Regions from separate parts of the Mus musculus genome. Here region 2 is linked to region 1. A link is a contact called in ENCODE Hi-C data. All regions are on one chromosome and are shown on one strand. The core of a region is the stretch at or near the end of the contact, and the rest is flanking DNA. Distances in the headings are between cores, read along the strand shown.

Region 1 (3,606 bases), core at 822-3,321:
GCCAAAGCCTAGGCCTCACCATGTGGTCCTTCTCTGGGCATCCCAGTTCACCTGACTCCCACCCCAAAGCACTTGGCTCTTTGGCTAGGCAGCTGACTAAAGCTTTGGCATCCTCTGCATTCCTTCTGTTCCCCCCCCCGCACCCCCCCCCCCCCGACCACACTGTGCAGGTTACCTGGCACTCCCAAATGACCAGCTCTGAAAGGCCTCCCTAACTGGTCCCGCCTACGTCAGCATCCCAGTCCATATTCCCACACCCTCATCACACCATATTTTATCCACAGCTCTAGCCAACCCTGTGAACTACTATATATTCTGCCCTTCTGTTTTGGCTTTTTTGTCCGCATCCTTTCCCAGGGAATAAACCACCCCTTCAATGAAGAATTGTCCGCCATGCCCTGGTACCAAGGAGGTAGGGATCCAAATTAAACTAGTAGGAGATGCACATCCTACAGGCAATTTGTAATTTGTGGTCTGAGCTGGATTTAAACCCAATACCCACTGGTCACCCTGGACTACAAGTCCAAACTCAAGAATCTGGGGCTCACTATTCTCTAGAGATCTCCTAACACCCCCTGTGGCAATCAAACTCGTTCCCCAAGATGACCTATCTCCTATCATTGCTTCCCACTCAAATCGGGCCTCACCCTCCTCAACTCCTACCCACTGTAGCATCATCAGTCAGGGGAAGCCATGCTTCAGAGACTCATCACAACTGTGGAGGTCCCCACTACACACCCCATTCACTGGCTAAAACCCACTCTCTTCTTGTTTCATGGGGCACACCCTCACGGTGAGCCAAAAAGAGGCTCCCATCTGAGAAGCCTCTCCTGGCAGCTCTTTAGTTATGGTGTCTGTAAAGCCTGGCACCCCCTGATCATTGCTGAGATCGCAACAAGAAAAAACTGAGCCATGGCAGGGTCTCCCCCTGAAAGTGCCTCCTAAGAGAAGTCCAGGGTCCCTAAGTTCTACTCAGGACAGTAGCAGCTGCTTCAAAACTCCTACTCCACTGCTATCACACAGCAAGGCAAGGAAAGATAAGCGGCCCTCTCCCTACTGAACCTCAGTTTTTTTTTTTTTGTTTGTTTGTTTGTTTTTTAACGTGTGTAATGGAAATGAGAAATCGAATCCTCAACAGCAAGATGCACACAGGCTCTGGGATAAAAGTAACATCTAATCAGAGCCCCACCAGTACAGATAAGAGTTAGGCTTGTGGGGCTCTATACTGGTCAGTGCAGACTAGGTGGGAGCTGAGGCCTTTCCCGGGTCTCTTCTGTATCTCGTCTCTCCAACTTTAGTAAGGTCAGGAACTGGCCGGGTCGCAAGGACATCCAGAATCCACAAGGGGGAAACTGGCCTCATTTCATGGCGGGGGAAACTGAGGCACTAAGGTTTGAAATGCAGTTGAGCATACAGACCAGCACATCCCTTGAACTAGGGACCCCAAGGTAGGGCAGAGCCTGGTGAGAAAAGTGGAGGCGCAGGGATTTCCCAGCCCCCCCACCCCCCACTTTTCCCTCTCTCGCCCGCCTAAGAGTTAAAGAAAACAAAACCTGGCCCTGAATGTCCCTCAGCCGAGCCGGGCTACACACCAAAAATGAAAGAAAAGAGGCCAAGAGCGAAAGGCAGATAGGTCGGAGGACCCCACTGAGCCCAAGGGACACCGGGAGAGATATCAGGGGTTCAGAGACCAGGAGCCCGAAAGCGCACGGCACGGCGCGGGGCGCAGCCCGACACCCCAACCAGGCACACCCGAGCAGCGCGGCGCTCGCAGGGCAGAGGCGGCCCGATGTGGCCCGCCTGAGCCGCCGGCGCCCCCGCCGCCGCACCTTGTGGAAGGCGAAGAGCTCCTGCTTAAGCTTCTCGCGCTGCGGGTCGGCGCCCTGCCGCCGGAACCGAAACTTCATCATCTTGCGCCCGCCTCCGCCACCGCCGCGGGATGCGCCCGGCCCCGCCGGTCCTGAGGCGCGGGGCGGGGCCTGCACGGAGGCGCGGGACGCCACGGACGCCCGCCCGACCCACGACGTGAGCGTGCCCGCCGTGCCGTGCCGCCCCTTGCTCGCCAGACAATGGGCGAGGACGGGGCCCCCGGGCTCGCCGGGCTCGCCGGGGGGGGGGGGCAGTCACGCATGCGCAATGGTGCGGGGCCTGCTGGGACTTGTAGTCCGAAGGTGGGTCCCAACCGTGGGAAGCTGGGCTGTGGTTTGCTAAAGGTTGTTTTCCACTCACGACTGAGCTAACAACATTCTAATAATTCCAGGGACAATTCTCTAGCCCCTCCCGGTCCCACTTCCCCCATCTTTGCCGTTGTTATCTAGTTTGTGTGGCCAGTTTTCACGGATCACTACTTTGCCTATTCCTCCGGTGTGTATTCCACACCACGCTTTTTGTCTCAACTATTATCGAAGAACCCCTCTCTAGGAGCCCGCGATGGTTGTGCATAACTTTAATTCTGGCAATCAGGTGGCAAGCAGAGGCAGGCAGATCTCTCTGAGTTCCAGGCCAGTCAAAAGCTACATTGTAAAACTATGTCTCAAAAAAAAAAAAGAAAATCTCAATTCCTTGAGAGTTATTATTCATGACCCAACACAAAGAACTTCGGTTTGCACCGGCTCAGAAGATCCTTGAGAGGGACGCGAGGCAAAGAAAAGGGGCGGAGGGCTGCAGGAGGTGGCAGGCACGTAGGGCTGAACAGGAGCGGGCTGGATACAGCTTCTCCCCTTGTTTCCCCCATCCCTACAGGGAACTCCGAGAACAAAGCTGCGCCCCGCCCCCGCTTTCTTCCTGTCCCACCCACCTCCCGAGACTTTTCTCTTCTGGACAATGGCCTCTAGGCTGAACCTTTTCCTGCTAGCTGAGGGACTCAGTGTTGGGAGAGATCCCAGGAGTTTAAGCGGGCCAAGCCCCTGTCCTCCCATCTTTGTCAAGAGAGGAGGCGTTGACCCTTAACCCTCAGGCAGCTGCACTGCAGCAACAGGGACCTAGCTACCTCCAAACTGCCCACGACCAGCGTTGCTCAACCCGCCCTGGGAGTTGGGGCTCAGGACTCACAGCTCTTTCCCGAGCTGTAGCTAAAGTGGTTGGCTAGACAGCAAAGGGCCCCTCCTGATCTCAACACGCTTAATGATTTTAAGAGCTCACTGAGAGAGGCACAGATACCACACAATTTTAAAGTGATATCACCCCAGATGCACAGAGGAAGAAACAGTGGCAGCCAACACAGACCAAGATCAGCCCCACACAAGTCATGATCAGAAGCAACTCAGAGGCCTAGGCTACAGTCCTTGTGCTACCCCATGTTGGATTTCAACCTTGCAAATGCTCAGGACATGCTCTACCTCAGCACCAGCTTTCTCTACCCTCATCTCTGCAGTAAAAGTTTATTAGGTTACCCAAGTAACCAATCCCCAGAAATTTTACACTGCAGTCACAAAAACAAAACAAACAAACAAAAAACCCCAAACACCAGACAACAAAACAGCAACAAATAACTTCTGTTGTTTGATAGCCAATAAGAATGACTTTTACCGGGCAGTGGTGGCATACGCCTTTAATCCCAGCACTTGGGAGGCAGAAGCAGGCAGATTTCTGAGTTCGAGGTCAGCC
Region 2 (3,606 bases), core at 667-3,166, 9.0 Mb before region 1:
AGATGTGATCATGAGGGAGTTCCGGTCTGGCTCTAGCAGAGTATTAATTACCACTGACCTGTTGGTGAGTAGATGCTTTCAGGGAAAGAAAGGAAGACAAGTTAAGTTAGTCCAAGGTGATTCCCTCTCCAAAGGGCTGACTGTGTGCCCTTTTCAGGAACGTAGCAACTTGGAAGAAAACCAGGCGTGCCTGAGGTCTCTGGTGGACAAGAAACTCTTGTTTCCTTTGCCCTCCTCTGGCTGCCTACATGTATGCCTACTTAATTAGGATAGATTGTATCCTCTGATGGCTATATTCTTTCCTGACCTAGGCCAGAGGCATTGATGTGCAGCAGGTCTCCTTAGTCATCAACTATGACCTTCCCACCAACAGGGAAAACTACATCCACAGGTAAGTCTAGGTCTGACAGACTAAACAACCCCTATGCTGAAACCCAAGTGTTCCATCATCCTTTTTACCCCCCTCAGAATCGGTCGAGGTGGTCGGTTTGGTCGTAAGGGTGTGGCTATTAACATGGTGACCGAAGAAGACAAGAGGACTCTTCGAGACATTGAGACTTTCTACAACACCTCCATTGAAGAGATGCCCCTCAACGTTGCTGACCTCATTTGAGGGGCTGTCCTGCGACCTGGCCCTAGCCCAGGGTTCAGTCCTGGGGTGGGGCTAAGGAAGAGCTGGAGGGGGGAGGGGAGGGAGCCAAGGGATGGACATCTTGTTTTTGTTTTGGCTTTTTTTTTTTTTGTTTCAGTTTTTTTTCTCTATGAATAAATGTCACTTTTTGAGGCAAAAAGAAGGAACCGTGAACATTTTAGACACCCTTTTCTTTGGGGTAGGCTCTGCCCCAGGCGCCGTCTCCTTCCCCCCCCAAACACTAATGCATTTCCCTAACCTAGTCACCTCGTTCCTAAAGGCTTTCCTACCCCAGCCAAATCTCCAAAAGTGAGTCAAGGGGCTAAAAAACAAGGCTGGCCTCATTTGCTGGACCAAATCTACAGGGAGAACCCCTGAGTGAGGTTGTCCAGGGAATTGTCCCCTGGTGAGGGGAGCAGGGGAGAGAAAATGGTAGCCATTTTTACATTGTTTTGTATAGTATTTATTGATTCAGGAAACAAACACAAAATTCTGAATAAAATTACTTGGAAACTGCCTGTTTGGGCTTCTTGTTTCTTTCCCTTCCCTCCTACCTGCTAGTGTGGATCACCTGCCCCCATACTAGTTGATTACTGAATTTGCCATGTTGCTTCCTGCAATACCAAATGACCCACATTACTAACATTTGGTAATTTGCCTCAGTGTTAGGCACAAGACATGAGTGAAACTTGCTGCATTAAGACTTAAACTGGCTGGGTATGGTGGCGCAAGCCTTTAATCCCAGCATTCTGCCGGAGGCAGAAGCAGGTGGATTTCTGAGTTCGAGGCTAGCCTGGTCTACAAAAGTGAGTTCCAGGACAGCCAAGGCTACACAAAATACCTGTCTTGAAAAACCAAAAAAAAAAAATTCAACTGGTTGGTTAGGCCTAGCCCAGATGATGTAGGTGTCAACTCACCTTGGGGATGTAGGGAGATGGTTGTTCTGTAGCTCTTCCTGTCCTGCAACTAAATAAATAGGCTAAGCTGACCTCTTACATCTGCCTTCGGCCTCCTGTGCTAGGATTGGAGTGCATGGGTGGGGTTGCATTTCTTACCAATGAGGAAAGGGCTTCCCATTTCTCTGCTGCATTGTAAGCTCCCAAGTAGAGCAAGTTTTGCTTAGGTAAGTTCCGTGTGAGTCAGCTGCCTCATTCTCACGAGGTAACCAAGGCTTTGTACCGCCCACTGAGAACGTCACTGCCAATCACAGCCTAATTGTGAAAACCAATGGCTTGAGTGGGTTGCTAAAGCTGAGGTGTCTGAGTCAGGTTTGGGGTGGGATTATTTTAGTTAAGGGAAGTGAGGCTTTTCATTTCCTCTTCCAAGAGAAGGCAAAGGGGATTGGATTGAGGAAGGAACTGGTGTAGCCTAGCTGGTCTGAGCATCTCTGCCATGCGGCTCCCTGTGTGTCTGATCTTGCTAGGACCGCTTATAGGTAAGGAGAAATGGGAGGTGGGGGAGGGAGGGCTCATGGGCAGGAGCCTGCACCTGGGTGGCCAACCAATCTCTTACTGAAAGCCCAAGGAACAGAGGAAGACTGTCCTCACAAAAAGGCCGTTACTCTCCTGCCATCCTTCACGATGACACCTACAGCCACAGAAAGCACAGCCAGCCCTACGACCAGCCACAGGCCCACCACCACCAGTCACGGAAATGTCACAGTTCACACCAGCTCCGGACCCACAACTGTCACTCATAACCCTGCCACCACCACCAGTCATGGGAATGCCACAATTTCTCATGCCACAGTTTCTCCCACCACAAATGGCACTGCTACTAGTCCAAGATCCTCCACTGTTGGCCCTCACCCTGGACCACCTCCACCCTCGCCTAGTCCAAGGTCCAAGGGGGCTCTTGGGAACTACACGTGGGCCAACGGCTCCCAGCCTTGTGTTCAGCTCCAAGCCCAAATTCAAATCCGAATCCTATACCCAATTCAGGGTGGAAGAAAGGTAAAGCTAAAGTGGGGCTTAAAGAGGGCAAGAGGCAAGTCCTGGGCTCGTTCAGCAGGGAAGAGGAAGAGAAGAGGAGGGGATAAACTGGATGGAGCATTCTTGTGATTTCAGACCCACCATTGCACTTCTACAGGCTTGGGGCATATCTGTTTTGAATCCCAACAAAACCAAGGTCCAGGGAGGTTGTGACGGTACCCATCCCCACCTGTCTCTCTCATTTCCTTATGGACAGCTTACCTTTGGATTCAAACAGGTATACAGCTTGAGTTTGTCTCTATCCTCTATTCTTCCATATCCCATACCTGTACCCCCGGAGCCTCTGTTCTTGCTCTGTGGACATGGATGCCTCTGTCCCTGATGCCTTGAGTCTTTCTGTTCACCTTAAGGACCTACATCAGAGCCCGAGTACAGTCTACCTGGACTACATGGCGGTGGAATACAATGTGTCCTTCCCACAGGCAGCACGTGAGTAATCTCTTCTCCTTACCACACTAAAAGTCTAGGCTGGGCGTGCTGGGCTGGTGGGGAGGACTCAGGAGTCAGGACTGGATTTGACTCTTAATTACTAATTACTGCAGAGTGGACATTCATGGCGCAGAATTCATCTCTTCGAGAGCTCCAAGCTCCCTTGGGCCAAAGCTTCTGCTGTGGAAATGCAAGCATAGTTCTTTCTCCAGCTGTTCACCTTGACCTGCTCTCTCTAAGGCTACAGGCTGCTCAGCTGCCTGACAAGGGACACTTCGGGCCATGTAAGCCCTACCTACTTCTTCTTTCCTAGAGCTCTCCCATTGCTCTGGAAACCTTCCCCAGAACTCTTTTTCTAGACCTCCGCCTCCTCTACAAGACTGCCTTATTTCCCCTTTGCTGACTGCTCTCACCTATGGGTTGGCTCCTCAGCCTTTCTTCATCCCCTTTCCTCTTCCGTCCTCCCCCACCTCCCACCTTTAGCCCGTCCACCACTGCAGCAATTCTCAGGGATCCCATTATTCTGCCAGGTTTCTCTTGCAACCGTGACCAGTC

The links. Hi-C counts contacts between places; a loop is a spot of excess contacts on that map.
Region 2: a map of regulatory T cell shows a loop between it and region 1 (10-fold over the local background). The contact joins the promoter of Cd68 here to the promoter of Llgl1 in region 1. A Hi-C loop is called at or near these places in 3 of 37 maps with a recorded cell type or tissue (T-helper 17 cell, T-helper 2 cell and regulatory T cell).

The regions. Positions count from the first base shown.
Region 1 is chr11:60,698,165-60,701,770 of GRCm38, reverse strand. It overlaps Llgl1 (LLGL1 scribble cell polarity complex component), which reads right to left and starts at 2,071. Exons shown (of 21, transcript NM_001159404.2): 1 at 1,830-2,071. The coding sequence starts at 1,910.
Region 2 is chr11:69,664,480-69,668,085 of GRCm38, reverse strand. Cd68 (CD68 antigen) reads left to right here and starts at 1,916. Exons shown (of 6, transcript NM_001291058.1): 1 at 1,916-2,066; 2 at 2,150-2,583; 3 at 2,720-2,839; 4 at 2,973-3,051; 5 at 3,165-3,335; 6 at 3,582-3,606. The coding sequence starts at 2,024. It overlaps Eif4a1 (eukaryotic translation initiation factor 4A1), which reads left to right. Exons shown (of 11, transcript NM_144958.4): 9 at 1-64; 10 at 312-391; 11 at 469-1,150. The coding sequence ends at 613. LOC115487878 (a small nucleolar RNA gene) reads left to right here and starts at 110; the gene lies at 110-252.